Linked DNA regions of Mus musculus: region 2 is linked to region 1. The links are chromatin loops, found by intact Hi-C in ENCODE. Cell type or tissue: left cerebral cortex. All regions are shown on one strand. Each heading gives the region's core, and the rest is flanking DNA. Links, peaks and the distances in the headings are about the cores only.

Region 1 (15,426 bases), core at 4,579-12,578:
AGTACTCAGAAGGCAGAGGCAGGAGGATCTCTGTAAGAGGCCAGGCTGGTCTATATAGTGAGTTCCAGGAGAGCCAGGGCTAAATAGTGAGACAATGTCAAAAAAAAAAAAAAATGAAGAAGAAAAACAAGAAGAGAAGGAGAAGTACTTGGAGGAATACTTGGAGAAGAAGGAGGTGGGAGGAGAGTTGGAGGAGGAGAAAGAGGAGGAAGAATAAGGGGGAGGGAGGAGGGGAGGAGGGAGAGGGGAGGGAAGGAAAGACAAAGGGTCAAAGAACGGATTCAGGTGTTAACTCCATTTGTATTTCTGCTTTATCATCTAGGAGAGGAGAGCAAGTGGTCCTAAGCAAAGGTCTCTCAATGTGATTATTTCCCTCTCAAAAGAACAAGGGCTTCCTGATGAAAAGGGTGACTCACAGTCTGGGACAAGTAATACAAAAGAGAAGCCTGGAACATTTGGTCACACAGAAAGGAAGAAAACCATGGAACTCTCAAGGTCTTGTTCAAAGTTTCAGGAAGCAACTTGAACTCCCTCACTGACATCAAAAACTCTATAACAATGACAGATAGTAATTAACAACATCAATAACAACAACAGTGGCACCCAACTATAATCCAAGATCTCCAGAGGCTGAGGCAGGAGGATCATCAAGTTGAGGCCTATCAGGGCTTCACAGTGAAACGCTATCTCAAACCTTGAACAACGTGGGGGGGGGGGGGGGGGGAGGAACAGTAACCACATAAAGAAAAGCATACAAAGATACAAAGTGTGCTTAAATCTGTGAGTCCACAGGGTACTCTTAAAGAATACCATGCGCAGGAATGCCCAACAGTGGCACCACCGGGCAATATTTTGAAATAGATAATGCTGTGACCCTGAAGGACACAAAACAGATTTGGCAAAAATAAGAATCAGCATGGACTGAGCTTCTACATCTACCAGAATACGATCTGTTGTAGGTTGCTGAGTTAACACTCACATCCGATGCATCGAATGCCAACAGCAGTCCCTCCCCCAGCACCTGCATAGGAGAGCACCCAGGGCTGCTGGCTTTAAGGTTTGCATTAAGTATCTACATAAAGAATTCAAATCCTAAAGATTCACACTAGAATACAGATGCACTCGTGCATCTAAGATGTGCTTGAAAATAGTCATATAGTGTTTGCGGTGGTAGCTGGAACAAGACTAGCCATGAGTTACCAATAGTTGAACACAGAGCAGGATGGAACAAAGTGAGTTCCATGCGGTAAGAAGCTACTGTCGAGATTGGAGAGACAACTCAGTGGCTAAGAACACTTGCTGCTCCTACAGAAGACCCAAGTTCAGTTCCCAGCACCTACACTGTACAGCTCACAACTGTCGATAACTCCAGTTCCATTAAATCCAGAAGCCTTTCCCAGTCCTTGCAGGCACCACAACACATACTGCTAAATTATGTTTGAACTCCTCTATGGTAAAAGTTTTCTTAGAAGTAAACAGTGGTAGGGAAATAGCTGAAAATAGTCACTTTGCAAGCATGGCGTTCTTAGTTCAATCTCTAGAACACACATATTTAAAAACCGAACAAACACACAAACAAACAAAAAAACAGAAGAGAGTATTTACTTCACAGGATTAGGTTATTCTGAACAACTGAGAGAGTTTACAAGTGAAATACACTTCAACTGTCATTTCTTTTTCCCCAAAGGACAATTTGGATTGTGCAACAATGACGAACTCTGGAGGATGTAGTATTTTTGTACTCTACTCATCCCATATATGTCATAACTTAAATTCTCTTCCCGGGGGCTGGAGGGATGGTTCAGCAGTCAATAGCACTTGCTCCTTTTCCAGGGGACTGAGGTTTTGCTCCCACCACCTGCACGATGGCACACAGCATCTGGAACTCCAGTTCAGGGGCTCCAGTGTCTACTCTGGCTTCTGAGGGCACCGGGCATGTATGCAGTGCACTTATATAAATGCAGGCAAAACTCCCAAAATACAAACTTTTTTTTCTTAATGAAATAAAATACCATCAGAGGGACAGACTTTTGGAGGAAAAAAAAAAATACAGGTATCAGGTATCTTCCGGCTAGTGAGAAAAGAGGTGCAACTGTGAACAAAAGGAAAGAGAGCAAGTGGGAGGTGCTGTGATTATGAGATTCAAACACTCATCTAACTTTTCAAATATGTATTTATTTTTTTCCCTTTACTTTATGTGCACTGGTGTTTTGCCTGCATGTTTGTCTATGTGACAGTGTCAGATCTTGAAGTTACAGGCAGTTGTGAGCTGCCATGTAGGTGCTGGGATTTGAACCTGGATCTTCTAAAAGAGCAGTTGGCGCCCTTAACTGCTGAGCCATCTCTCCAGCCCTAATTTCTACACATGGTGAAAAGCCTGGGAACTGAGTCTCAGATGGCTAAGACAGATTCATTGTTTTGCTGTGTGGCTTGGCCATTGCTTCCCAGTGTTTGACAATGAACCCGTAATCTCTGTAGTGATGCAGTGAGGGGTGTGAGTTCTGCCCCTGTGAGGGTGTCTCTTTCAAGGAGAATCCACTAATGTGGAGCTTCTCACACCTAGGGATGGTGAGAACATGGCGCTCATTGTCAGGACTTTCCCAAGTGAAGTCTGGTGGGCAGCAGGGTGGCCACACGGCCACAGGAACCCCAGGACCACCAGATGGGTCTTAGGACATGATGAGCAAAGCAAAGGCCAGCTCTATTCTTCAGCAGAGGAGACTCCTTTCCTACTTAAGCGGACTTCAGTGCCAGGAAATGTCACATGACAGACCAGTCTAGAAATCTAGGTCTCCCTAATGCCCCCTGTATCAAGTTTCCAGCTGGCATGTGGTCTTGCCAGCCTGGCCAGTCCCTTTAGAGAGCACAGTGGAGTTCAGCAATGCTGCAAATGAAAACCACACTGAGGACCCTGTCAGGGTTCAGAAATCCTCAGAAGCGCTGATCTGCAAAATCCGGCCTTTGCCCCTGGACCCTGACCACCCTCCCACCTCAAGGCTTCCCCCTGCTGCCTACCTGCAGCCACTCCAGCCTCCTGAGCCCTGTCTCCAACATGCCCACCTCCATCCACCTCAGGGTTTTTGCACTTTCTGCTCTGGACTCCTAGAACATCTACATGGTTATCTGGCTCACTTCCTTCAGCGCTGTCCTCAATGTCACCACAGTGAAGAACCCTGCCTTACCTCCCAACCCTAATACACCCTTAACACCCTTCAAACTTTTGTTTTTCATTTTTTATTTAGATAATACATATCAATTTGCAGGATTTTTTAATGTTTAAAACAGAAAGCCTGTGTCCTTTAATCCACCTTCCCCTTTCTGTAGCTCCTGAGAACTTCATCAGTCCCCATTCTGGCTCTATCAATCTGAATATTCATGAGGGCCACTTTACACTATGTGTATCATGCAATGTGTACCTGCTGATGCCTGGCTTCTTTCAGTTACAAAGTGTGTCCTTGGTTTGAATACACTGGGAACCAAGTTTCTTCCTTTTCTGGGCTTACTAACAGCTCCCTGAACATATAAAGAGCACTTTGGTTTTCGCTCATATATCCATAGATACTTTGGGGTTTCATTTTGGCCTTTAGGCTAACATTAGTGAGGTCACTTTCAATATCAAACAACTGCTTCAGTTCTTGCTTCAAATTCCTCAGAGAACTACACATGGAACCGTCAAATCATATAATAATTCTGTTTCATATTTTCAGGAGCTACCATGCTGTTGTATCTAAGACGTATCTCTTGCATTCCCACCAACAATACACAAGCACTCCCATTTTTCCACATCTTGTCCACTCGCTTATTCTCTGTTCATCCCCTCCTTGTTGACTTTTGCTCCACAACTCTCTGCACCTGCCATACTACGATACCTGTTTGTTTTCGCTGATCACTTCCCACTGGCTCCTACTAAAGCCCCGAGGAACCAACTTGATTGCTCATTGCCATACCCAAGGCACCTAGAGCACAGTTGGCACGTAGCAGGTATTCAAGAAATCTGTGGACTCAGCAACACAGAGACACACGAATGGTAACAATTGTAGCAGGGTGAAAGTCAGTGAGGTCCACGGGTTCACCGACAGCTTTGATTTCAACTCTGAGCAGCCTAGGGAATCTCATGGTCTACCAGGTGGCGGCTTCAGGTGTTCATTTAGCTCCTTTCCCACTAGGAATCTTCTCAGAACACTCCTGGACACTCTAACAGGTAGAAGGACCCACACAAGTACTGTAATTCATACCATTGACTTCAAGCCTAAGTGTAGTCCTCAAACTTCAACAGCAAAACATAAAAAAAAAAAAAAAAAAAAAAAAAAGCTAACACAACTGCATGCAATTCTAGGTATCAGGGATCTGTAAGTGCAATGCATTTTATTTTAAAACATCAAACCAATAGCAGACAAGACAGAACACTGTCCTTGTGTAGATTCCTTAATTAGAAGTATCCAAGGACAGCTTGACCTAGAAACCTAACTCCAGGACTGCTTTTATTTTGGAAGATTTTTTTTTTTTGTCTGTTGTTCGTATTTGGTATCTGTTGTTTCATTTGGTTTGTTTTAAAAGAGCTGCCTGTATTTAAAAAAAAAAAAAAAAGTAGAACAGAATCTCCATGAGATCATTATTAGCTAAGAAGCCATGTGAAGTTTTCTCAAGTCCTTTCCTTGCACACCATTGAATTAGTTCCAGAGTGTCCCATTCCCACCCCACCTCCACGGTCTAGTGTTTTTGCAGCTGAAACCACTTTGAGGGCAAAGTCAACAGATTGTTCTTGTGGCACTAACCTATTTCTCTTCTAAGCCACCACTGCTCCTCCCATTCCTCAAGGGAGGCTGGCAAAAGGAGCCACCTTTTTGCATGGGTAATAATGCCTCAGTGACTTTCCTGGGCGGGCTTCGATGGAGAGGCCGGAGTGATTCATTTGGAACATAAAGAACTTCCCTTGCTTAGTTAGAAGGAAATCTTGATGAGATTTTCTGTTCCGAATTGATTTAGTCAAGAGCAGATTGTGCTTGCCCCGTATACTCATGCAATGCACACATCCATGAAAGAAATGGGGAAAGAAAGAAAGGAATGGAGAAGAAAACCACTGCAACAACTAGTTGCCAGGCAAGCCAGAGGCCACAGGACAAGCTACCAACATTCCACAGGTAAAACTAAAGCGGTTTAAGCTCTCCAATTATTCACGTAGAGACACACCTGACTCCTTCAAACCTGCTCAGGTGCCGTGATGTGAATGACCACGCTATACTTCAGATATGAGCCAGGCCTAAGGCTGCACGGAGACACTGGCTTTCCTCTGGTTTTCCTTAACTGTCCTGATTCAAGCTTTCAACACAGAGCTTTCCAAAATGAATTCAGCCCAACGTCAAATCCTCCTACAAATACCTACAGTCTTTTATCCCTGCCAATGGCGCTATCATTTTCTTCATACATCAAACTAAGAATAGCTTGTACATTGTTGGTAAGACATAAATAAGTTAATGCATTAAGATCAATATGTTTACTATTTTTCCTAGCATCTCCCCCCACCCCCCGCCCAGTTCTCCATAAACTTAAACACAAGCGGTACACATTACTGCCCGGGCTGCCCAGTGACTTCATTCTGTATCTTGGTTTCTTTACCCACATCTAAGGTCTTCTGGGATACAGCTCTGCAGCTGGCTTGCTACTACCTAATGGAACAGCCTCATTATTTTTAGGCAAAAGATAGAGAAGAGTCTGTGGACCAGTTAACCTCGTCTGTAATGTACTTCAAAGAGAAGGCTGACCCCAAGCTTTAATCAACATAGACTTAAGTCCACAGAAGAACTAGCCTTCCCTTCCAAATGTTTCCCGCTCTGCCAGTATTCCTGAGGACCTTATCAACAGGAAACAAAAGCATTCTACTACCATAATGAAGTATCTGGCTTTTATTCACTAATTAGAAAAGCCCAAAGATTGTAGCCCAGGGAACAGCTAAATATTTAGGACATTAAAGAAGTTACCAAGGACCAGCTGCCCACAGCTCACCACCCACCCCTATTAACTTGTTGTTTACTCAATTCCCAGACATTTTAGGAAAACAAAAACAAAAACAAAATCCAATGGCCAAACCTGAAACCATAGTGGCACCTGTACCTACAGAAGCTTTATTTTCTAGAAACGGGCTGTGATGGTTTTAAATATGCCATTATACTGACAGAAATGCTGCCTGCCCTCAGCTCCTCATCCAGGAACAGGTCCCAAAGCAAGAGAAGCCCGCTGGGTTCCTTGACATTCAGGTGGCTCCAGTGAAACCCTGGAAGCGACTGTAGTATTCTTTAAGCTCTTCCTTCCCGTTTTTAAGTTCTCATTCTTTCAATTTGTCACTTTCATTTCTTGCAGCCCAGCCCATTCTGGGTACAGGCATGCCCACAACCGAACAGAACAAAGTGACAGTTTGTGAAAGGGAGGGGTATCTCACTCTTGCTTAGGGATCTTGGCAGATGAAAAGTTCTGCATCTTTGGGAATTAAACTAATGAGGGCTCCTCTCAGGCTGGTAAGGGACCACCCACTTTACAGTCCCTTTAACTGCACGTTGTGGTCGCTTACCGACATCTTCCCCACCCCACCCCCCTCACCCCGCCATGCTTCACTTCTGAGCGACCTTCAAAAGTGGCTGTCACTAGACCTTTACTCACCCAAGACCATGACCAATTTTGACCACGGTGTCTTTCTTTTCCCTACTTTACCTCTATGGCAGCTACAAGAGGACTTAGAAAATGCTTAGGACAAAAACCCATTTTTGACTACAGCACTCGGCTCGCACACTCACCTGACCCAGGTCAGGCACTCTGTAGCCAATGGACGCCCAGCCAAGGATGCAAATCCTGGTCCCTTGTAATCAGCTCCTAAATATTTAACAAAGAAAGAAGACTGAGTAGGGGATCTCGCGAGGGTCTATCAGAAATTCTCAAATCCAAGTTTTGACTTTTATAGCCTCCGCTTTTCCTGCAGATCCCACTCCCCTCCAAATTTAGCAGCTAAGTCGGAGGGATCTCTTTCCCCCAAATAAAAGCAAACCCAGCATGCTTATTTCCCGTCAGTAGCTGGCCAGAAAGATCAGACACGCAGAAACTTCGAACACGCCGGATGGGGATTGAAGGTGGATGGAAGTAAGGGACGTGTTGAGATCCCAAAGCACTTGTTTCCCCGCGTGGAGGCCAAGTATGTGAAACCCGCGTCCTCATTGGGCACGAGCTCCGTCCACACTTCTTTCCTCATCGCCCCCCCCCCCCTTCCTCCGGTTTTCTTCCTTTTTTTTTTTTTTAACCCACGGGGACCCCCACGCATGCATTATCCTACCAGCTGAGCAGCGCAACAGGGCTAGCTACATTTTTAGAAAGATTATTTCCTTGAGCGAACTCATATGACCCCCTCAAATACCCCCCCCCAGGGGGAAAAAAAACTATTTCCTGCAGACACTCCAACCGTTTCCAACTTGGGGGAATGCCATTTCAATACGGGGAAGGAGGTTGAAACCGGTCACTAGAGTCGAGGACGTTTGGGGTTACTTAAGCCTGAAAAAAAATATATACCTCCCCCCAAAACTGTTCACAGGGAAAGAAGCCCCAAAATACACGCCAAGTGCATGCAAAGCCACCAAAGCCACCAAGAACTCCCGGTGATCAGGGCAAAAACTTCTGCGCACGGGAGCTAGTGCCAACTCCCCGCGCCCTCTGCCCGGCCCCAGCAGCTACCTTGGTGACCGGGGAGCCACGCCGGTTTGGGGGATCAGGACCAGGAGAGGGGTTAGCAGCCGCTGGGCAATCCCATGTCCGCGAAGAGGGAGCTCGTTCCGTTAGGATGGGAGCGGAACACCCACACCTCCTCTCGGCGTGCGCTTTCTCTCTCTCCACCCTCTGCCTCCACCTCCTCCACCACCACCACCTCCTCCTCTCCTCCCACCCCGGCAGGCTTGAGGAAACGCTTCAGCAGAACATCCACATGGTTACTGCACTTTAAAGCAGCGCCCGACCGCTTATATAGGCCGGGAAGCTCCCTGGGCAATGTAGTCCGAGTCCCAGGTCGTGCCGGCGCCTGGGGCTGCGCAGAGGGACTACAAGTCCCAGAATCCCCTGGGCTCCGGGGCTGGGTTCTAAATAGACTCCCGCGCGCTGACCAGGGGTGGGAGGGGGAAGAGGCGCCCAGGCTGAAGGCTCGGGTTGCGAACTTGTGTCTGAACACCGGACTCCCCAGGTTTGGCAAGCCCGACCCACTGGGTATGTCCCCTACCTCTGTGAACCCTTCTCTTTTGACTTGTATCTTCCCTTCCTAAAGTCAGGTGTCACTAGGGTCCGGAGAGAGAGGAAGAGCTCGGATTACTGCTTCGGGAAGTTTTTACAAGCTATTTACCCACCCCCGCGCGCCCTGTGTCCTGGAGCCAAGAATTTCAGAAATCCGAGGCACAAAAACGCCAGTGTTTGCGGTCAAGGATTAAAGAAACAAGTTTGTCTTTATTAAATCTGGTCTAGTTTTTTATTGGATCCTGCTAGTGTCTGCATGAAAAACTAAGTCTGGAAATGGGGTGGTCCCTGCTATTGAGGATGCGGGGTAATCGTGTGAGAGCCCTTTTCTGAATTCGAGCTGGGTCTGTCTTTCGTCGCCCGGTAGGAGGTAAAAGAAACGCTACCCTGACGAGTGAGCAAATAAAGGAACCATGTTGTGACTTGCTGATGTTGTGATCGCGAAGCAGGAAAGAAATACAAACCGCGACCTCGGTCCTGACCCCGCTTCTAAGACCCCTATGCTCCTGGAATCTGTAAACGCTAAAGTAAATAAACCGCAAACCAAAAAAATAAGGGCTTCAGAGAAAACTGCTTATACTAAGATGAGTGCGTCCAGGCGAGGCGTGCTGCAAGTCTTCAACCCAAGCCTCTGGGCTGAAATGGATTTCCACACACCAGAAAATAGTGTAGGCTCCAGGCTGCAAAGTGCATAGAACTTTGGTCTTGGGAAGAAGAGTTTGCATCACAGGCAAAGTTATCCTACTGTCTCCTTCCCCATCCCACCCTACAAACTAGACTGCACGTATTCATTCCACAAACGTTCCCCGGGTGTCATCTGGGTGCCAGGCCAGGCACTGTGCCAGGATATGAGAGCGCGCCAAAATATATCATAACATCCTAAATGGGGGTCTGTCTGCTACCGCTAAAGACCTGTTAACAGTAATCCTTGTAATGAAAACAAATGGTTCTACAGAGCTCAGCCTACCTGCTTTCTGTACAGCATGCTATTGAGTGTCACTGATTCTGGGTTTGTAACCTCTTTGTATACAGCAGGTATAAGGCCAAAGAACAGGACAAGCCAGGTTAACTTTGGTCTCCTTTGCAACTCCAACCTGTACCTATACTAAGCACTTGCCCATTGGGACCTCCATCACCACCTCCTTAAAGGAGCCCCTCCTATTTTAGGAGCAGCCTCTAAGCCCTTAGGCAAATCACCTTGAACTCTTTACCCCAGGTTTGCCATCTAGAGAGGGATTCAATACTCATTAATGTTTGCCTGTTCTCTTTTCCTATTACGTGATTCAACAGCCTTGCCTCCTCTCGTGAAACTTTAAGAACAATAGAGGGCAAAATAGGTAACAATTATTGCATATTTAGTGCTCAACCTAACCATTAGGGGCATCACACGGGTGCGTCCTGTGGCCCAGGCATTGTTTCTAAGTAATTTAAGTAGATCATTTCAGCGATAGCACATGGAAAGCTAAAGGCATGCAGGTTAAGTTATATCCAAAAGGCACCGTTGGCAATCTAGGAGGCAAGTGGGGATGCTTCAAGCTGCCTGTCTGTCCTCGGGAAAAACCCCAACTTGTCACCACAGAGGAATCCACACCTTTCATATCTGTTGTTTTTTCCTTTCCCCGATAAAAACAACCTGATCCACTTTCCAAGTCCCTTTGACCCTAACTTTCAAGCAATTTCAACAAATCAGCCCACAAAACGGGTGGGGGTTGCTTCATGATATTCTAATGTGGATTTGCAAAAGAATCCTTGGCCATAGTTGAGAGGCACCGGCAGCTCATTTTCATCCTCCCCACACTGTAGACACAAGCCCTTTGTGTAGTTTATCCATGGTCTTCCCTCCCCAGCCGGAAGTTTCAGTGAGAGACCATGTCTTCCTTACATTTGTGTACTCCAGTCCCCTTGACTCAAAAAGGCTTACCCTTCTGTTTGCACATTTTTGCAGATTTGGAAAAAAAAAAAAAGTTTCCTGCAACCTTGTAATGGAAGGTGCATTGAGCATACAGAAGGCAACAGAAGCATGTCTTTCTGAGCATTTGGGCCGTTTAGCTGCTCAGATCAGTTTGCTTTGTCAGTGTGTGCACATAGTGCTGTTCAACGTTTGGCAAGTTCTGGAAGCTGCCAGATCACAGGAAAATACTTTTGCTAATTCTACTATGGCTCAAAGAGATTCTTTGTGTCAGACAGTTGATGTGTGGCAATGCTAACGGTGATAGATGCTAGAATGAGTGGCTTATACTCCTTTATGAGCTGAGGAGAGGGTGTGTGTGTCTGTGGGGGGTGAGCTGCTGCTTCTCTGTTATAATTTTTCTTGGGAAGAATTTTTCTAGACATGCATCTCCAATCCAGGAGCTATCAGCCATGTATGCACCGAGGATGCAGCTAGTTCTAAAGAAGATGTGAAGTACTTATAAAATACACAATGAGTTTCAAGCACCTAAACTTCAAACGCAAGGCTTCAGATATGTTGGACCACACACTTGAAATGACTTTTCCTGACTTTTTTTTACTTTTTAAATTGACTAAAAATTTAATCTGCAACTAGCACCTCTGGGCCTTGACATGCTTATACATACATATGTGCCATGAACAAATATCCCTATACATATGCAAACATGTTTATATAAACACATACCATACATGTGCCTAGTTTAAAAAAAAAGATAATCTGCCACAAAAGTACCCATGTGTAACTTTACCCTTGAAATGCCCACGTAGGGAGGTCAGAGGACTTTGCAGTCAGGACAGTGTTAGAGACTGAGTCTGAAGAAAGTCCAAAGCTAGCACAGCAACTTACTCCAGGGAAACCCCACAAATAGAAACAGTTTTTGTCAGCAATCCATGGCTGCAGACTTGGACTAAATTCTAAATTCATCTGCTGAGAAACCCACCCTCAGGTCCCCTCCTACTAAAGAAAGCAAGATGTGCCAAGGAAAGCAGGATTCAGAAAAAGCAAGGCTGACAACCAGCTGCACCATTAATATCCAAGGTGTGTGCTTGTGGAGAGAGTGATGGGACTAATCCTCTCCAGCCTTGTCGGCCCAGACAGTCATTGAGTTACAGGACATGAAAGAGCTTCCAAACCTTACCTGAGCTTTACCAAAACAAAAACATGAGCACCAAGGCCAGGAAAATAGAGCAGCTCACCCTGAGACCATGCCTGGCCACAAACCAAGTGTCAGCTTGTTGGAACACAAATCCCTAGTTTCCTCTAGTCACAAAGCCCAGTCATACATGACTATCATAGTGAGCCTTGAATGCTTCAGTAAATAGCTTCTTCAAGTCCCCCTTAAATGGCAAGACAACAAGCTGACACTCAAATCGGAATTCATTCTGTCCTGGAGAGAACTTCTTTTTTACCTGGTGTGATGGACTACCATTGAGCATGAGAAATATCAGTAAAGAGAAATCGATATTGTCTATGTAGTTCCTAGAGTGTCTTTCCTGACCATTTTTTAACCTTCTATGGTAGAAGAAAGAGGATATAGTTCTTTTGGATAATTTTATAAAACTCTTGGACACACATGTCTAAACACCACCAGATATTCCAAATAGTAGTAGCATCAGTCCTTGGAGTTTTTGCACTGAATGGTCCAAAACTCAGTCATAGGCACACTCACAAGACGATTGTGTTTGAGCGTTCTGTGTGGTTTTTGTTCTTACAGGCAAGATACGATCTTTGAAGATGAGTATTTGTGTACCGTTTGTAGCTCTAACTTGGGCACTGGGTAAAGAGAGGGGTGTTCAGCACTTATTGAGTCATGAGGTCTTAGAATTCTAAGGATGGCCAGGAGAAGCGATAACCTGCAGACCCTCAATAGTCTACACAAGACGAGACAGAGCTGGAATTTAAAAAAACAAATAAAGAAAAAACAGGAAAGAGGAGAAGTTAGTCTGAAGCTTAGAAAGGGAAGGCATTTCCTGTATCCAGGCCCAGGACATCCTGTTCCGCCAAGAGAAAACATCACAAATTGGAGGCTCTTCGTTTGTTGTCTGATCTCGAGAATTTAGAAGAGCCTGCTACTTAGTCACCTGGGGACTAGAGGGAACTGGGATGAAGTATCAGTGACCACACCAAGCAGGCAACACAGAACTTACAAAAGTCAGCAAAAAAACTGGGTTGGGTTTGTAGCTCTGTAGTAGAGGATTCACTTAGCATGCTTTTTAAAAATATAGACAAAAACTATTTGCTACTGCTTTTTTTCCATATGGAAAAGGCAGCTGTGCCACCCCTGATGGTATTATTGTCCATGCTGTCTGGAATCCCAAAACCATAAGGATTATTAATTTCTTACACATTATTTTCCTGTGAAACATGCAAAGTTAGGAGTTTACCACAAAGTAGACCATCCAGCCCCACTTCCTGCCTCCCATCTATAAGACTGTTATCCTAACATGCTAGGGCAGGCGAACTGGACCAGGAGCCTTGAAATGCCTTGCCGACTTTTTATTATCACACTATCATTATTACAGCAGAAATGAAATCCTGGTGTCAAAGGAGATTCGGGAAGCTACTTTGTTGTTTTGAGATGGGGGTCTCACGAAATAACCCAACTCACCTGAACTCAGGAGCCCTCAGTTCCTTATGTGAACACAGTCATATTCCACTATGCCTCGCCTGGAGCTCTACTGTATGCAAGAATTCAGGAATCCATGTTTTTTTAAAAAATCATATATAGGTATAGTTAAAAATTAATTATTTTGCAGCTTGTAGGGAAATGATTTATTTAGGTTAGAATGCCACAAAGTTATGTCTCAGGGTATTTGAAACTCAATCTCAAAACCTACACTATCATGTAACCTAAAAAAAAAAAGTATACATTTCTTTATTTATATATAACAATCTCATTAAAAAGCCATGAAGAGAACCCTATGTGAAATATTTATTGATAGTGGATTCTCTTTTGTAATATTTTTGCAGTTATTTTGAAGACAGTTAGGTTTCAATAAATTGTTTTTTAAAAATTATTTAGCTTACAAGCTAGTAATAACCTAGCAACTTTCATGCCAATAGTCTCCAGGCTATGAGAATTCTATGTATTTCAATAAGACTTCTTAAGGCAATACTTCTTAAAGCTATTTATGTGTCCCAAATCAACCAGAAAAGCAAAAGGTATTGTGCATGAGAAAAAGATAGTAGAAAACTTGAGAACTTTTGCAGACTACAGTAAATATAGTCACTAACCCAGCATTAAATTTTACTTAAATCAGTCACCAATCAAGTGAAGCCTGTAACTTTTCTACTTTTCCTGTCCTATGGTGATGTTTTCAGATTGAAGCAAATCAACTACTTGCTTTTCTCTCCAATTATTACCTTCCCAGGCTATGATCAACCTATATGATGAGTTCAGCCCAGATGCAGCACTTGAGGTTCATGGTTCACAATAAGGATCATTAAGATAGGAACAGCCCAGAGAAGCAGGACTGGGAGTGTAGGCGTTGGTTAGTTAATGTTGGGCTATCACTATCAGACAGTTACTGACTGGATGAGTCGCCTCCTGTTTTACCCAGAGCTCTGTGGAGCACTGGGGAAGAAGGAAGCCAGTGGAATGCAAAGAGCTTTTGCTGTCTGCCTTTCTCTTCATTTCAACATTCTGTTTGGAACTCACAAAGTTCCAAGACTTGCTGCTTGGCACTCACAAACCACAGTCACCAGCTGGTCTTTCACCCCATACTCTGGGTTTCCTTCCAGGTGTGGAGTGCAGAGTATGCAGCTGTGGCCTAGCAAACCGCCCAGATGCTTTCAAGCCCTCTGCCTGCCTCAGCTTCTTACCTCCAACAGGCACCTGTCCCTTCATGCAGCCATGTTTCTCCATTAATATATTACATACTACATGGCTCTAAGTCACTCAACCGTTTATATTAACTTTAATACAGCGAGTGAAGGGGCAGTTCAGGTATTTTCAGTCAACTTTTCCTTCAAAATTAGCCTTTGTTTTTGTTTTGTTCTGTTGTGCTGTGTTGTGTGTGTACCTCTTGTAGTACCTGTTAGGAGGAGGAAGAGAAAGGGGGCCAGGAGTGGAGGAAGACAAGGAGGGGGAGAAGGCAGATGTGAGGAGGGGAGGAAAAGTGAATCTCTTTAAAGACAGACTAAGCCTTACTCAACATCTGGTACACTCTAAGAAAGAGACTACATCATCTATCCATAATCAAATGAGCCATTCTGTAAAGAAGAAGAAGTTTTTAAACAGGCATATGATACTCGTATCGTGAAAAGGGTTTTTAAGAAAACATGATGATCGTTTCCCAAAGACTTCAACTCCTAGAAAAAGGCCCTTTCAACCCCAAGGGTCTGAGTACCCTCTTCTGTCCAAAAGGGAGAAAACATTGCATGGCAAAATGAAAATACTCCATTTAATAGTAAGTAAATTTGTTTGGTCTTTGAAAAGAAAGAGTCTTGTAAGACTTTGCTAATTACGTTTAACTGTTAACTTGGGCACTCTTGAATAGTAGTTTGACCTTCAGAAAAGGCAAAGTCTTTCAGTGCAGCTGCTTTAGACTTGAGACTTGGGAGGAGCCGTTCATTAGAATAGAAAATCTCGCTGTTTAATTAGCTGTCTGTCCTTGCTTCTGATTTTTTAAAAAAAGTTTTTTTAGAATAATATGTTCAGCCTGACCCCAAACCAGTATTAGAAAGTAGGTTCTCGGATTAAATTAGCCTTTAATTCTCCTCTGCTTCACTTATTTTCAGAGCATATCACAAGGGAAGAGGCACCAATATTGAAAGGAAAGGGGGTACCCTGCTAACCTATTTATGAACTACGTTTTGAACCAATAAGTCTGATGACATGTTAATCCATGCTGTGAAGTGGAGGAAAATAAACAACTTTCCATACACTTATGGGGAAATGCCCAATCCACAAGTAAATTTGATTAATAACAGCCATTAAATTACAAGTCTCATCGTCTGTTTTCTTTTATAAATGAAGTAGAAGCAAAAAATTCTTGAGACAAGGGAAAAGTAGAGTGTATTTTAAAGGCTTACTGATAAAGGGGCCTGTGGTCTTCTAGGATTCTCTAGAAGAGCTGAAACTTGTTTGTGGGGTTCTGAAAACTTTATGTTCATCAGACAGGGCACAGTTTTTGAGGTGTGTATTTAGCAAATAGTAACATCCACAAATACACAAATAAAGAGGTTTGAGTAGAATTTAGCATGCACAGGGCAAA
Region 2 (15,426 bases), core at 3,572-11,571, 80 kb after region 1:
AAAAATTTATTTGTTGCCCGGCCGCCATCGGAGAGCATCAGCCATGGCTCTGCGCTACCCCATGGCCGTAGGCCTCAACAAGGGCCACAAGGTGACGAAAAACGTCAGTAAGCCGAGACACAGCCGGCGACGCGGGCGCCTCACCAAACACACCAAGTTCGTGCGGGACATGATCCGGGAGGTGTGCGACTTCGCACCCTACGAGCGGCGAGCCATGGAGTTGCTCAAAGTGTCCAAGGACAAGCGCGCACTCAAGTTCATCAAGAAGAGGGTGGGCACGCACATCCGCGCCAAGAGAAAGCGGGAGGAGCTGAGCAACGTGCTGGCAGCCATGAGGAAGGCAGCGGCCAAGAAGGATTGATGAACCCTCCCCCAATAAAAGATGGTTCCTACAAAAAAAAAAAAATTTATTTGTATTTTTTCTTTCTCATTTGCTTACATCTGGGCCCCATATCATCTGTGCCATTATATAGTGCATTCAAAAAAAAATGTAGACCTAAGAAAAGGTAAGCGATTATTTAATGTTCTGATTTCCTATGCTTGCTGCATCACTATGGCTACCATGATGCTATGTCGCTGGTGATGTGATGGGATAGTATGATTTATAGTATCCTTCTGGTTCTAAGAGAAACACAGTTGTATCTAAACAGGCTGCTTGTTTGCTTGTTTGTTCTGCAACATGGGACAGGATCTTATTCTGTAGCTCAGACTGGCCTTAAACAGAAATCCTTCAGCCTCTGCTGCAATTTTAGGAGTGTATATCATGTCTGGTCTGGGTCAGACAGCTATCTGTCCTCCTGCCGTGCTCCCAGCGAGAGTTCTAGTCTTGGAACTATCCAGAGTGATTTGTGTTTTTCTAACTCGGCAACAATGGAATGCATATTAACTCGAGTGCACCTGAGCCTCTCTCTGTGTGAGTTGGAAATAGGTGTGCACACCTGATGAGATCGCTGGCAGATCAGGCATCTTACTGTGAGGAGACCCTTTCCATTCCTCTGTCTCAAAGTATTGTTTTCTTCTTGTTGTGGTTTGCCTGTCTAGTTAGAATGCTACCTGCTCCTGTCGGCTGAGATAATGAGCTTAGCCTGTGCCAGCAAAGGGGAAGAAAATTATAATTGAGAACACTGCTTGCTTACTCTTCTCGCCCTCTTCGCTTTGGTTGGTGCAGTGCTTGGTCATCCTTACTTACAAACCTTGCTCATGCTTCCATGCTGTTATAGTCCAGACACCTTCATCCTCTCCTGCCTGCCAAGGCTTAGCTAGACATCTGTCAGCTTGCTTTCAACATGGGTTTTGACCATATATCGTACTGTATAGTTCCAGACAGTTGCGAAGTGTGTGTCTTTTCTCTCGCCTGTTTTGATGTCCTAGGGAATTGATCAGGGAGGCTCTAAGCTCATCCTTTCCGCCTTCTGTGGCACATGGAGTGTTTGTTGTTTGCTTGTTTTTATGGACTCCTCTCTGAACCCTTACCTCTCTGCACATGGTGGACTAAGTAAATTGGCACACACACCAACCAGTCTTCTGGTCTGAGAGCAGCATGGTAATGGGTAGTAACCGTGCTGACTTACTGCCTCTGCCCAGATACTTCTTCCGCATTGCTTGGTTGTGCTTAGGGTTCAGACTGGCTTTCCTTTGTAAGTCCTAAAGCTATGCTTGATTTAGGTTCTACTTGCTATGCTAGATGTCTCTCATCCATAAACCCCTCTGCGGCCTTCTACCACTGCACGTAGAACAAAGACCGCATGCTGCTGGCTGGCTGTCCCTCTCTGTCTGTACGATGCCTTCATAGGCATGTTCATTCATCAAGCATATACTTAGTGCCTAGTCTATACTAGAACCAGGAAGTTGCTTTGGAATTTTTACCTGCTAGAAGACCTTTGGTCATGTGTCCTTTGTGAGGATCTTCTGAGGTATGAGAGTTCAAAGTGGAAAAAGTGTGGTTGTTTCTAGCGGTTGACAGCTAATGTGACTACAAATATGCTTAATGAGTGCCAAGGACAATGCAAAGTGGTTGTACTGTTGGCTTCTCCAGACTTTCAAAAAATAATTTTCTGAATGTGGAAGGACATATGGGAGGGAGGGTTTGGAGGAATGGAAAGAAAGAGAGAAATGTTGTCATTAAATTATAATCTCAAAAATGAAATAAAAATATAATTTTAACTTTGTCCTAGTAGAAGCTGGAAGTCTTTCTGGAGGAAGTCCTTGTGGGTACCCACTGCTGTTTGCAATTCTGGGTAGAGCTTTTCCTACAGCACACAAGAACTACTGAGGCAGAGAAGTCAGTGTGGATGATGTCTACAGTTCCAGTGTCTGGCACCTTTGACGGCATTTGCAAACGTGTTCTGGGGGCGGGTGGGTGTTCTCAAGTGAAAGTGACCACCAGTTCTAGTGCTGAGATGACATTTGTTTCCATCTTCATAATAAACACTTTCTCAGAAGCCCCTGGTGCAACTTCCTGAGCAGGGAGTGGGATACTATATAGTGTCCTCCCCGCCTTCTTCGTTAGGGAATTCAGTCATGCAGGACTCACTGATAACCCTGAAAGCTGAAGACACTCCTGGCCAGCAGGAACTCCAACGCCTGGGGCAGAAAGTTGCTTTATGGAAAGGTGCTGTGTCCAGCCAAACACTCCCTGAGAGTATTTAACTCCTTGGTTTTTATTCTGCTCTCTCCTGACCTGGAAGCTTTTCAAGGTCCTGAAGGTCCCCATAGCATTTGCCTCTTAGTCTTCGTTTTTCTGGGTAAGTATCCCCTTTTATTCTATTATATCTGATATAACTTACAATTCAGGGCAATTCTGTTACTTTCTTCCGAACCACATCAGTGGCAGAATGTCCAGAGCACGTGCCAAAGCACACTGATGCTTGGAGCTTGAAGGATTTAAATTTTGGACCGTGGGAAATTTATGTATACGTTTTGCACTATCTCAAGGGTAGAATCCAAGTGTGCATATGAAATGCTTCCATATCATACATAGCTTACATAAGAGCCTGAAGGTGATTTTAAATACTATTTTGAATAAATTTGTATATGAAACAGCTTATGCAATTGAACCATCAGACTTTCAGTATACTGATATTTGAAAAAAAAAAATATCTTTTAAACCTCAGGGCAGCTCTGTGTAGAAGTGTTCAGCTTGTAGCAGCTTTCCTTTCCAGTAGAGCTGGCTGTTTGTACGTGAAGAGGACACTGAACAGAGAGCTGAAGCAAGAGCTCTGGAGCACCAGTCAGCCCACATTGGCACAGTTCTCTCTGGGTTACGGAGCTGTCCTTGCTGTGGGGGTTGACAGACACAGGGACGCAGTAGACACAGGGACACAGTAGCCAGGCCCTGTTGTCAAGAAGGTTCTTTGGAGGAAAGCCTTGGAAAATCCAGGTCCACTGTGACAAGACTTCCTGTGTGTGTGTAACGTGGAAGAACTGTTTGTTCTTCACTGTGGGAGCTGTGACGGCATCTCAAGAAGAAGCACATCAAATGATGGCAGCACATCACCCTGCTACATCAGTGGGATCCAAAGAGCAGAATGGCAGGGCCGGGCTTTTTAAGGAATTTAGAAGCAAAGTTCCCCTACCACAACCACACTCATGGTTTACAGTTCCTCTGGTCCTTGGAGCCATTGTTTTCAGTTTACCCTCATCCTGAAACACAGTACCTTAGCTCTCCCCCATGGGTGGACATACTTGTTTCCTCTCTCTCCTCTTCTGGCTTTGTATCACTACCCCATTATGGGAGAACTAGAAATGAACATAGATTTCTTTTGGTTAACTAGTTAGGGGCTTTAGAAAGTGACTCACAATTTATGTTTCTTCCTTCCATCTACTTAAAGGGCTTTTATGAGCTCTGTCTTTTATAGTGTATGACACCTGATTGGGCCAGCAATGTTGACTGAGAAGAGCAGGGTTTGCCAGTGGGTGCTTTGTTGTTCTCAGTAATGCGCTTTCTGTTGTACTCAGTAATGACTGTAGTTAAGCAATGGAATAGAGGTCAGAAGCTGTGTCTCCATTTGTAGTTTAAAATGCTACAAGGCCAGAGGTGAGTCATCTCACCCTTGTTGGGCTTACTAGTCCTTCATCTGTTGTCCTGGTTGGTTTTGTCAGCTTGACAAAAAGCTAGAATTTCCTGGAAAGAGAAACTCCAATTGAGAAATGTCTCCATCAGATTGGCTTTAGGCCAGCTGATAGGATGGAAATCTTTCTAATTGATGATTAATGTGGAAGGGCCCAGCTCCCTGGGGCTGGCAGCACCCTGGGCAGGGAGACCTGGGCTGTAAAAGAAAGCAGACTGAGTGGGCCATGGGGACAAGGCAGTGAGCAGCATTCCTCTGCTGCAGGTCTTCCCTTGAGTTTGTACCCTGACTTCCCTTGGTGATGTATATGACTTGAGAGTTATGAGTGAAACCAGCCCTTTCTTCCTCAGGTTGCTTTTGGTCACAGTGTTTTATCACAGCAGTGGAAAGCCTGACTAAGATGTCTGTAAATTGCATTAAGGATGTAGCAAGTTGTTCTCAGGGAACAGGCAAAGTGGGCAACTATTGCTTGCTTTTGACTGGGAGAGTAGAGGACCACTGAAGATGGTACAGCTGATCGTCTAGCAGTTGGCAGGATAGCTTGTAAATGATTTAAATGGAGGGCTGCATACAGGTATCACCGGGTGATGTAATAGTTTTGGGACAAGAGGATGAAATCCTTTGATTCTGCTTCCTGTTCTGTGAGAGAAAATGAACAAAAATTTCAACATCGTGTCCTTGTATTAAAAAGAAAGACTAGTGCTGCTGAGCCCCATGCCTGTAGCATAGTCAGCACTCAGCAAATGCACTCACAAATGAGAGCTAATTACCATTTCTGAGTACCCCTGAGTGGGAGTGTTTTCTTTTTGCCAGTTCTTCTCCTCAGAAACACCTTTTGTTTAATAGGCCAGATCATGGTATTTACCTGTGTTTGCTGAGCAGCGCCACTAGGCACTTGGCGTGAGCTAGGTAAACAAACATCAGCATCACAGGCCTTGGCCGGCAGATGCTGAGCCCTGACTGTGGACCTTATCATTCACACAGCATTGGGTGGATTTCTCCCTACTAATGCCTTAACCTAGACCTCGCCTAGAATCTAGACCCTAAACCCAGATACGCAGTTTTCATTTGAAAGTGTTTTACGCCTTCTTTGTCCCTTTCTGAACCTAAATAGGCTCGTGGGGACCAACAAAGATAACCAGAGCCTCTGACCCCCTTAGTTGTGCCTATAACTCTGACAGGACGGGGCATTGAATTCTGGGTAGAATTTGGGCTTAGATCTTGGGTCATTTGCTTGAGGCTGCTTTGTCTTATCTTGGTTTGGATGGTGAGTGGGCTGACAGCTTAGCACTGTACTGAGGGCCAGACTGTTTCCACCAGACTTGCCATCTCTGTGGGCCTCTTGACCATCTCTTTGTTCCTGAGACTTCAGTGGGTAGATGGTTTTTCTCAATATTTCAGTCAACCCAACATGCCACTCCGTGGCATACACTATACTCTGAAATCTAATACATGGATTTTTAAAAAATAGAATGCCTTTTAAAAATTCTTAGTCAGTTTCATACATGTGAATAATGCATCTTGACCATGTTCATTTCAAACTCCCCTCTTCCATCCCCCCTGGCCACTCCTAATCCTCATCCCATCATGTGAGCACTCCCACCAGTAACCCAGTGGGTTCAGTCGGTGTTTCCTGTTAGAATGTTGAGAGGTCTTGTTGACTTGGTCCTATGTAGGCAACTTGTGTCTACAGTGAGTCCATGAGTATGTCGCATCCAGAAGGCAGCATCTCACAGCTCTCTTCTCATCCTCTGGCTCTTACTATCTTCTGTCCTCTGTTTGCTCATGTTTCTTGAGCCATTGGTGTGGGAGACAGAGGCTGTTGGTATAGATGTCTCATTTGTGACTGAGCCTTAAATAGTAGCATAGCCTCAACACTTTGTCAGATCTGACTTTTTGTTGTACATTTGCAGGTGGAGCTCTGCTTTATTATTCTCAAGTCAACACAGATTAGCATATGTTAGATTCTGACATATATATATATATATATATATATATATATATTTATAATTTCTTATATATGATCAACTCATACTTGTGGACATTTTTTTTCCTTGAGTACTGATCAAGCCGAAGTGGAATCATTGCAGAAAGCTGCCATCTCTTTCAGCTAGAAGCAGGCCTCCATGTGAGCTTATAGATTTGTGTTCATCCTTTTGGGGTTTTGTTTGTTAAGTTTGAGATAGGATTGTTTGCAGTCCAGGCTGACCTCTGTATAACATAATGACATAATTGCTCCTTGGAATGGTTAAAGGGGAGGTTTTTGTTGTAGATATGAGAGAGAGAGAGAGAGAGAGAGAGAGAGAGAGAGAGAGAGAGAGAGAGAGAGAGAGAAACATGAATGAGAGAACAGCTAGAGGCTTCTGGGAAAGTCCAGAGCAGAAAGAGATAGAAATAAACATGGCCATGAGACCTGGCCTGGGCTCTGAGAGAAGGGAGACCAGCAGGGAGTAGAAAAAACAGAATGAGAGGAGCAGGAAGGAGGGAGAGAGAGGGAGGAAGAGGGAAGAAGGAAGAGGAGAAAGGGAGGGAGGGAGAGAGAGATAGAAAGAAAGATAGATTGATAGACAGACAGACTGAATTGCAGGGTTATAAGGAGAATGAGGAGCTCTGGGGAGGGAGTGTGAGGTAGGGGAGGAGGTTAGAAGGGCTAGATGCCAGCCTGGACATTGAAATGTGCTGCAGGTACTTGTCCTGAGGGAGCCTGTAAGCCAGCGTCTGGTCTGCTTTAATATGTTATTAGGCACCATAAATAGCCATTTGTCCCATCAGCCAGTGATAAGGCAAAGGAGTCCATTTGATAGGGAACTGATTTCACAAGTTCCTGAGGAATGCTGGCTTTTATGTAACTACCAGAAATTCTCCCAACATCCATGTTGAGCCCATTTCTGGATATTTGGACTGCCTTTTGGGGTCTGGAATTGGAACTTCATTTGGACCTAATAGCTTCTATTCCTCTATGTGGCTGAAGATGGTGAACTCGGTTTTGATTTGCTGTATATGTGTTGCTGAAGATATAACCGAAGACTTCATGCATGCTTGGGCAAGCAGTCTACCACTATACATGTACCAAGCCCTGTATTTTGGCTTAAACAAAATCATATAAAGTTGTGTAGTACTTTTATTGAGAATGAAAGTCAAAGTCAAAGTGGGTGTGCATTGTTTTGATGCAAGTTTCGTTTCCATGAATTAGAGTGCTTTCTTAAGCACAGCTGTGTAAGTGCTGTAGCACTATCCATCTATGTCCATCCATCCATCCATCCATCCATCCATCCACCCACCCACCCACCCACTCATCCATCTGTCTGTCATCTGTCTATGTGTCTGTCTGCCTATCTCTATCTCTCCTTCATTCCCTCCCCCACCTCTCTTTTTCTACACAGACACACACACACACACACACACACACGAATGTACGCACATCATATCCTTAAAATCTTTCTAACTGTGTGAAAGAAGGTCTGTGTTCTCAGAACCATTTTTCATGGTAATTCATGGAGTGGAGAGATGTGCTGACTTCACCTGGCCTTTGAGCCTCATTTGTAGTCAGGACTCAATTCCAGCTTTTTCAATCCCCAGACTTGTTCAGGTTTACTGGACTTTATTTCAAATGCACAATACAAAGGGCTACTTACTTCTTTGTAGTAATGTTGAGTCACAAGCTACATATGTTAGTCCAGGAAGTGTTAAGAATATGCAAGATGATTTAGGAGGCATGAATTGCTGTGTCATGAGCACCTCTTTCCAAAAGCAAAGGGGAGGGATAAGTTATGTCTGCAGTGTCTATGATTCTGCATAGAATCCTGGCCTTCCTGCCATCTCCAGCTCTTACTTCTGCTAGGTTACTATTAAAATTACCGATGTGGCAAATTCTTGGATTTTGTTGTTGTTGTTAACTCTGGCACCTAACTTGTTAATGAAGGATAAAGTAGCAGTGTGTCACTTCATTTCTGTATCTTCCTTGTAGTGCCTTCCCTCTGCCACACAGTGACTCATTTGTTCTTTCCCTCAAGGCTCTGAAATAAAGCCTGATGAGAAAATAGAACAGTCAAATTATCTTTTCTTCTTAATCAGGTTATACTGTGATTTTTTTTTGACGTGGTTCTGTGGACCCATTTTTAATACATGTGTACGTACATCACACGTCACTCTGGCGTGAGTTCATGGAGATAGCCCTTGATATCAAAAAAGTTCTGCATCTAAGGGTTCCATTAACTAACCTGAAAAATTGTACCCAAAACTGCCCAGACCTTTTGGTCTTATTATTTCTCAAACAATGTAGCATGATAGAGATTTGGGTAATGTCTGTGATGTCAGAAATTATATGAAATCTTGAGATGATGCCAACTACATAGCAAGATGTATATGTTATATGCCAACACTGCTCTGTTTTGCATAAAGGATGTGGATTTGAGTTCCTCAGGAGGTCCTGGGTCCAATCCTCCCCAGATACTGAGCAATGTTGGTATTTCATTTATTTAGCAACATTTATCAGAAATCTCCTCATGTTCCATTTGTGTGTAAAGTTTTGGGCGTTTGTAGACATAGCATCTTTAATTCATGCAGTGGAGATGTTTGAAAAGCAAGTGAACACACCTAAGCACTTAGGAATGCATGTTTATTTAGTCATGTGCAGGGACGCAGTATAGCGTGATGTTTGGAATAATTTAGTTTTAAAGATGGATCCCAGTGTAGCCACCCACTAGTTGAATAGACTGAGGCAGGTTTTAATGCATTTACTCAGTTTCTTTGTCTGTTAGTGAAGAAATAGTAGTCTGGGCCGAGGAGATGGCTCAGAGGGTCAGCTTGCTGTCATCAAGCCTGATAGGCTGAGTTTGATCTTTATATTGTGGATGGAAAGAAAACAGACTCTTGAAGTTTTTCCTCTGACGTCCATGTGTGCTGTCCAAATGGATAACTTAAAAATCTTATGTCTACAAAAGCACTAAGTCAGTTTGGTCTTAAACACAAGTAGCCAGAGACATCTGCAGGATGAGCTAGACAGAAGTCAGGGAAGAACTGCAAGGACCCAGACCTGGGACCACAATGCTCCGATCCTCACTCTTGGTCTTGAGGCCGCTCACTTGTTAAGCTCAAGTGCTTCCGAGAGGCCTCGGAGGTCTCTTAGACTGTGCCTTTACCACCCCAGGCTGTGTCACCGCCTTGCTCAACTATACGTGCACACACAAACACTAAGTAAGTAAGAGGAATTAGAAAAAGCAAAGAAATAGTCTTTTTTTCCAGTCTCTTGAGAGGTTTTCCTGGTACTATGAGGAAAATGTTTAGTGTAAAGCTGGTGTGTAGTAAGCATGTCATAAATGCTAATTATAACTAGTGTTTTAATGTAATCAAAGTTTAAAAGAAATATTTGTAAGCTACAAGCGTACACCTTACTCTGAAATCTAATACATGGAAGAGATTTTTTCTGGACCCTTTTAGAGATGTGGAGAAGAGCTATGCCATCTGTTAGCATGTAGTTATAAATAACACTTCTTCCCGTGGGCAGCCTCTACTTCATACCCAGTACAGGAAGTAAACACTGCATCTCATCCAGTGAGACAGTTCACAGCACTGGGCGCTTAGCACTTACGCATTTTCAGACTGTCCAAATAAAATCACAGAAATCTTTAAGTAGTTCTTTGAAAATAATGTCGAAGTTAAAATGCCATTTGGTATAAGCTAATTGTTATATTCTCCCTTAAGTTGTTGATGAAGTATCAGGCAGAGCACTGGGGTTGCATGAGAATGTGTTGAGTCCCTAGGAAAATGGAATGGTTCATCATTTCCACTTTAAGGGATGCTTAGAACCCTATCTGACCTGGCTTGCAGGACCAGGGCTTTCACAGTCTTATTCTGAGAAGTAGAAGTGATGGACTTTGGAGCAGGTTGTTAAGTCAGTGTAGCTGGTACCCTGTGATTTCCATGGTTCATTTGGGTTCAACTGGAAGTCACCTTTCTTTAAGATGTATGCATCATGGGCTGGAGAGATGGCTCAGTGGTTAGGAGCACTGACTGCTCTTCCCAAGGTCTTGAATTCAATTCCCAGCAACCACATGGTGGCTCACAACCATCTGTAATTGGATCTGATGCCCTCTTCTGGTATGTCTGAAGACAGGTACAGTGTACTCATATAAATCAGATAAATCTTTTAGAAAAGGATGTATGTATTGTTTACAATGACAGAAACTCATTTCTATACATGTTAGTGCAAATCTATTAGGATTGGGTACACCTGGATGTACAGGATCAGCCCAGCTTTCTGAGCATGAAGGAGCACCTATACCTTAGGAGACACTGTCACAGAACAGTGTACTGCTTTCGTTAGACAATGGAAAAGCAGTTGCCTTGGTACAGATATCCATGTGACTTGTTTTCTTTCAGCAATGGCTGGAAAATGCCTCTGTATTTAGGCTGACTGGTTTTTAGCACTTAGACTCTTCATATCCTTAATTTTTAAAATTACCGCTCATTTACCAGAGTTGCGTTGAAACCATTGAATGAGGCATTTAAAAGAAGATTGTAGTTGCTTTTCTGGCATCTTTGGAAGAATGGATACACGGTTTCTCTGGAGACAGTGAGAGTGTGGTATGGTAAAGGCACCGTCTAAGAGCATAGCTCCCATGGAATGGAAGTGGAGGCAGGGCCTCCGAGGCCTCTCTGAAGCACTTGAACTTAACAGATGAAGGACCTCAAGATCAAGAGTGAGGGTCAGAGCTCTGTGGTCCCAGGTTCAGGTCCTTGCAGTACTGCCCTGACTTCTGTCTAGCTCATCCTGCAGATGTCTCTGGCTACTTTGCAGTGTGTTTAAGACCAAATTGACTTTGTGCAGAAGTAAGATTTTAAAGTGATCCTTTCCATCTTTTGTTTGTTGGTTTGTTTCTGAGCTTTACTCCCCTTGTTTGCCAAATCCCAAATCACTGGCGGACAGTTACTCCACAGATATTTAAGTGTAGAGTGGTTGCCATGGAGTCAGTACATGTCTATTGACATCCCCAGTCTCAGATGTGAACGCTCATGGTGAAGTGCTGAACAGAGCAAAGCCCTTGCTGACAGGGGGCCTGCGTTATGCTACCAGAAATACAGGTAGAATGAGGTGGCAAATGCTAGTATGTCTTTTTTTTTTTTCTGTTTCTTGTAGCTGCCTCTTCTTCCTTTTCCTCTTTTTTCTCTCCTCTCCCTTTCACTTCTCCCTTTCCTTTTCCTTGCTTTTTTCTTTCTTTTTTTTTTTTTTTTTTTTTTTTTTTTTTTTTGTTTGCTGATGGGGAGGGAGTCGTATTATATATCCCCATGTGGCCATAAACTTGCTGTGTTACAGGCTGGTCCGGCACTTGAAAGCTTCCTGCCCTGTCTCTGCTGTTATTACAGACGTGGGTCATCACACCTGGATCTGATGCCGCTTCTGACATCAATGTGTATACATGTAGACATGTTTTCTCCTGGCAGGAAGCACGTGCTATTTTACTACAGCAGTTCTCCAACACCAGTGATCTTAGCTCAGGAGTTCTGATGTCCTGGTGTTAGCCGAGAGCCCAAAAATTAAGATCTTAGTCTTATAAGACGAAGTCCCCATTCCAGACACTAGCCTGAAATAGGGCAGTCAGATGACTTCCCCGGCCCCTGTGTATTCATTCATTCCCATAACCACTTTCTCTAGTTTTTCATATATAAAATGTTTGAGGCTAGCCTGGAATATAGTGAGCCTTTCTCACTCACCCCCCCCCCCCAAAAAAAAACCCAGTGGGGATGTGGGACAGGTGAAGCTAATCAGTGTCCTTTAAAATCAGTGACCCAGTCACTCATGGTTCTTCATGAGTTGTAGGCCTTTTCCTGAAAAGACTCTGGAAAGGAAGGCGTATGTGCCTCAGCTGGAACAGCTGAGTCATTTGTGGCAAAAATACGATGCTATATGAGGTAGCCCACACAGACCACCTGACGGCCTGGGCTTGAACCCTGACCCCGACCTGCCTCTGACCTTGGTAGGCTTCTCACCTTGTCTCGTCCTTAATTCTTTATTTGAAAAAAAATGGGGCAAATGACTGAGGGTCTGCACATGCCTGTGCTGGCATGATTGTTAATAGTTAATAAAGCCTTTGTTTTTTAAACATTTATTTAAACGATACATTATAAGGTTACCTTATAATAATGATAATAATTGAACTTATTACAGTGACTGGCCGTTTTACAGATGTAAGACATAAGGCAGTACTTACATATAGTGTGTATGTGATAAGTATCAGCCTCTAGGTTTACTTGCATGCTCCTTATTCTGTGAGTAGAATTAGTGTGTTTAATACCATATTTTATGCATGATCCCAGAAGCAAAAATTGTAGGTTTTTAGACAATGGAGTGCCATCCATCCTGGTGTGAGCAACTTGGATGAAGTTTCAAGGATTCTCTTCCCTTTTGACCTAGCATGAGTAGAACAAACAGAACGAAGGAAATGGCTCTTCTCCTTCACCTCAAAAGCAGGGGGCACTGCTTGAATTCGCCACTGCAGGAGTCTGTGCTTCTCTAATGAGAACCTGGGAAGCTGTTCATTTGGTTTGTGTTTCTCACATAGGCTGTGCTCCTAATTTGAACTTCCCTCTACCTTTGACCTTCCTCTGCCATCACCTTCCCCTTCCTCTTTTAATGCAATAATTAAACTTCTTTCTCTCTTGTTCTCTCTCCTCCTTTCCTCCTTCCCCCTTCCCCCTTTCCCCCTTTCCTTCTTTCTTTCCTTCTTTTCTTTTCTTTTCTTTTCTTTTCTTTTCTTTTCTTTTCTTTCCTTTCCTTTCCTTTCCTTTCCTTTCCTTTCCTTTCCTTTCTTTCTTTCTTTCTTTCTTTCTTTCTTTCTTTCTTTCTTTCTTGCCTCTGCCTCCCAAGTGCTGAGATTAAAGGCATTTACCACCATGCCCAGCTAGGGTACACTTTTCATTGATTCTTTCCTAGGGAATAAATAACATTTCACCTAATTCAAAAAGCTTTATTCTCAGTAGTGCTTTTATGTACTTACTCTTAAAATTCCCTTTCACGTGAATACTGAGCATAAAAGAATTATTGGGACATCTTATTTTGTACCTTGGGAAGAGATTCTGTGACATCTCGAAGATGGTTGATTGCTTAGAGGCAAGGTCAGTTTGAGGGTCCATGGTGTTCTGATGGCGTGGACTCTATGACTGCACAGCCCTCTCTGCTCAATAGCTGTGAGCCTAGGACAAGGCAAACATGTCATTACTCTCAGGCTTCCAATTTCCTTATCCTTAAAATAATACTTCCTGTTTTCAGGTTCATCTTTGGGAATCAGATGGCATAAAAAGGCAGTAATTGTGATGTAGAACAATGTTTTACATTATGGGATGTTTGAAAGCAGAGTGCCTTTCTTTAAAGGGGGTTGGGGAGCGGCAGATTTGATGATCAGCACCCATCACTCCCGCTCTCAGGATGCTGCAATATCCTGGCTTACAGTAGTGGTACTTTGCCTAATAATAGAAGATGGCAGAAGTGGCTGAAGAAACTTGTAGGAACGGTGAGCAGAACCTGTCTTAGTCACACCCATGATGCCCCTATTGCTGTGTTAGTATGCAGGCATGGATGATGTTTTTGTTGCCCTGGGCTGCTGGAACCTTGCCTATGGAGTCCATGTCATCTGCCAGCTGGAAGGCTTGCCTAGAAGTCAAGTGTGCCAGGGAACCCAGCACACAGTTAACCAGGGCAAGGGCAACTTAACTCCCAATTCTTAGCACTCAACCGAGTTCACTTCTCAAGGTTGTAGAGAATAAAATCTCTCCCTTTAATCTGCATTCCTCTGCATTTAAAGTTCGAAGGAAGTCTTTGATGACCAATATTTGGGGTCCTAGAAGACATAGTCTTTCTTTTCATTTATTTTAGTTTAAACACTTGTGTTCTTTGACTTTAAAAGTGTTTTTGTTTATAGAAAATTCCAAACATATAAAAGTAGAAACAAATCCTCTGCTGAGCCTCTGTGCTCTGCAGTCAGCTTCACTATCAGGTCACAGTGGACCTGGCTGTCTCCGTGCTTGTTCCTTCTTGTCCCCAGTGATGTGTAGGAGGCCCAGAAGCCTGTTGTCCGTGTGTTTGAAGAGACCTCTTCAGTAATTGCTTCAGATTTTGCGTTTTCCTGAAAACGGCTTAGTCTTCTACTGCCTTACAGCTTACGCTGACTTTCATCATTATATGTTTTTTTTCCCCACTCAAAAACCCCAATTGTGGCTGGACATTCATACCTCCCAGCACTTGAAACACAGAGGTAGCCAGATCTCTATGAACGTGAGGCATCCTGGCCTAGATAGGGACTTCCAGGCCAGCCAGGTCTCCCCTGGTGCGACCCAGGCTCAAAACAAGCAAATAAACAAGCAAGTACTCCCCAGATTACCTTGGTATAATTGATATTTATATGCAACAAGCCACATATATTTGAAGTATTCATTTTAGTTCAGTTTGATAATTGTCCATGAAATAATCCCAATCAGAATAGTGACTATAGGAGTCATCTTGTGTCACCTTGTAACCTCTGTGTCTCATGCCTCAGAAATTTGTGATCCTCTTTCTAGAAAGCACAGATTCTGTGGAATTGATTTCAGTTTTAGATAAATGGAATTATATATTATGCATTCTATTTTGTCTCGCTTTTTTTTTCATAATGCCAGCCTTTTACCTATTCTACAGATGTTATTGGGCTCCCACCAGGTACCATTTTGAAAGCTATAAAGGCCTGTTAGGAGGCTATTATAGTTGGTTCTGCTGACAAATGATGGTAGTTTGAATCAGAGAGGTTGCCATGGAGATGATGAGCTGCCATTCATTAGAACTCTCCTTTGGAGGTAAAGCTAATTGGACTACTTGGATGTAAGGATGAAAGAGAGGGAGGAATTCAGATCATCTCCCAGGATTGGGAGATATTTTGAGATAGTCACAAAACTGCTGTTTAAATATTTTTAAAAGCAAAGAATAGCTTCCCTTGTCCAATAGAAAATTATGAATTTCAGTTTTTCTCTCTGGTGTTGGGATATGATTTGAATTAGGCTAGCAGAAAGACCTTAGGAAGAAGGGGAATATTTTTGGATTTTTTTCAATGTATATTGAAGTGACATTAATTCTGCTATCTTTGACCCACAGGTTTCTGTTTTCATTTTAGTGATAAAAAGATCAATTCAACCAAGTCTGATGCCATTGTTGAGTCAGACTGTACTTTGTGATGGTACTTTAGCTATGGTAATTTTATTAGAGTATAAAACAGCCTGTCTTCAGTCTACAAGTATTATTAACATACCATGAATTTTATTAGGACTTGGACAACTCTACTTGGGAATTGAGCATTAGACAAACTAGATCAAATGTTCTCTGTGGATTTGA

The links. Hi-C counts contacts between places; a loop is a spot of excess contacts. Peaks named below come from ENCODE experiments on the same cell type or tissue, not always from the same donor. Only the 100,000 strongest peaks of a DNase experiment are listed, where the experiment ranks them.
Region 2: it touches region 1 in a loop (2.3-fold over the local background); 1 of 42 quality-filtered maps calls a loop at or near these places.

Annotation. Positions count from the first base shown.
Region 1 is chr6:108,205,641-108,221,066 of GRCm38, reverse strand. Itpr1 (inositol 1,4,5-trisphosphate receptor 1) reads right to left here and starts at 7,971. Exons shown (of 62, transcript NM_010585.5): 1 at 7,714-7,971; 2 at 6,789-6,864. Gm38872 (predicted gene, 38872) reads left to right here and starts at 8,149. Exons shown (of 3, transcript NR_167935.1): 1 at 8,149-8,212; 2 at 8,294-8,461; 3 at 8,627-8,811. In left cerebral cortex, for the core only: a CTCF peak has its summit at 8,635; DNase peaks (open chromatin) are centred at 7,273, 8,026, 8,568, 8,937 and 3 more places; H3K4me3 peaks cover 4,304 bases; H3K27ac peaks cover 1,091 bases.
Region 2 is chr6:108,125,100-108,140,525 of GRCm38, reverse strand. The region is part of intron 7 of Sumf1 (sulfatase modifying factor 1); the gene reads left to right. It also overlaps the pseudogene Rpl36-ps12. Among named protein-coding and RNA genes, the nearest start is that of Sumf1, 53 kb to the left of the region's middle. In left cerebral cortex, for the core only: a CTCF peak has its summit at 8,051; DNase peaks (open chromatin) are centred at 7,839, 7,986, 9,178 and 9,585; H3K27ac peaks cover 2,223 bases.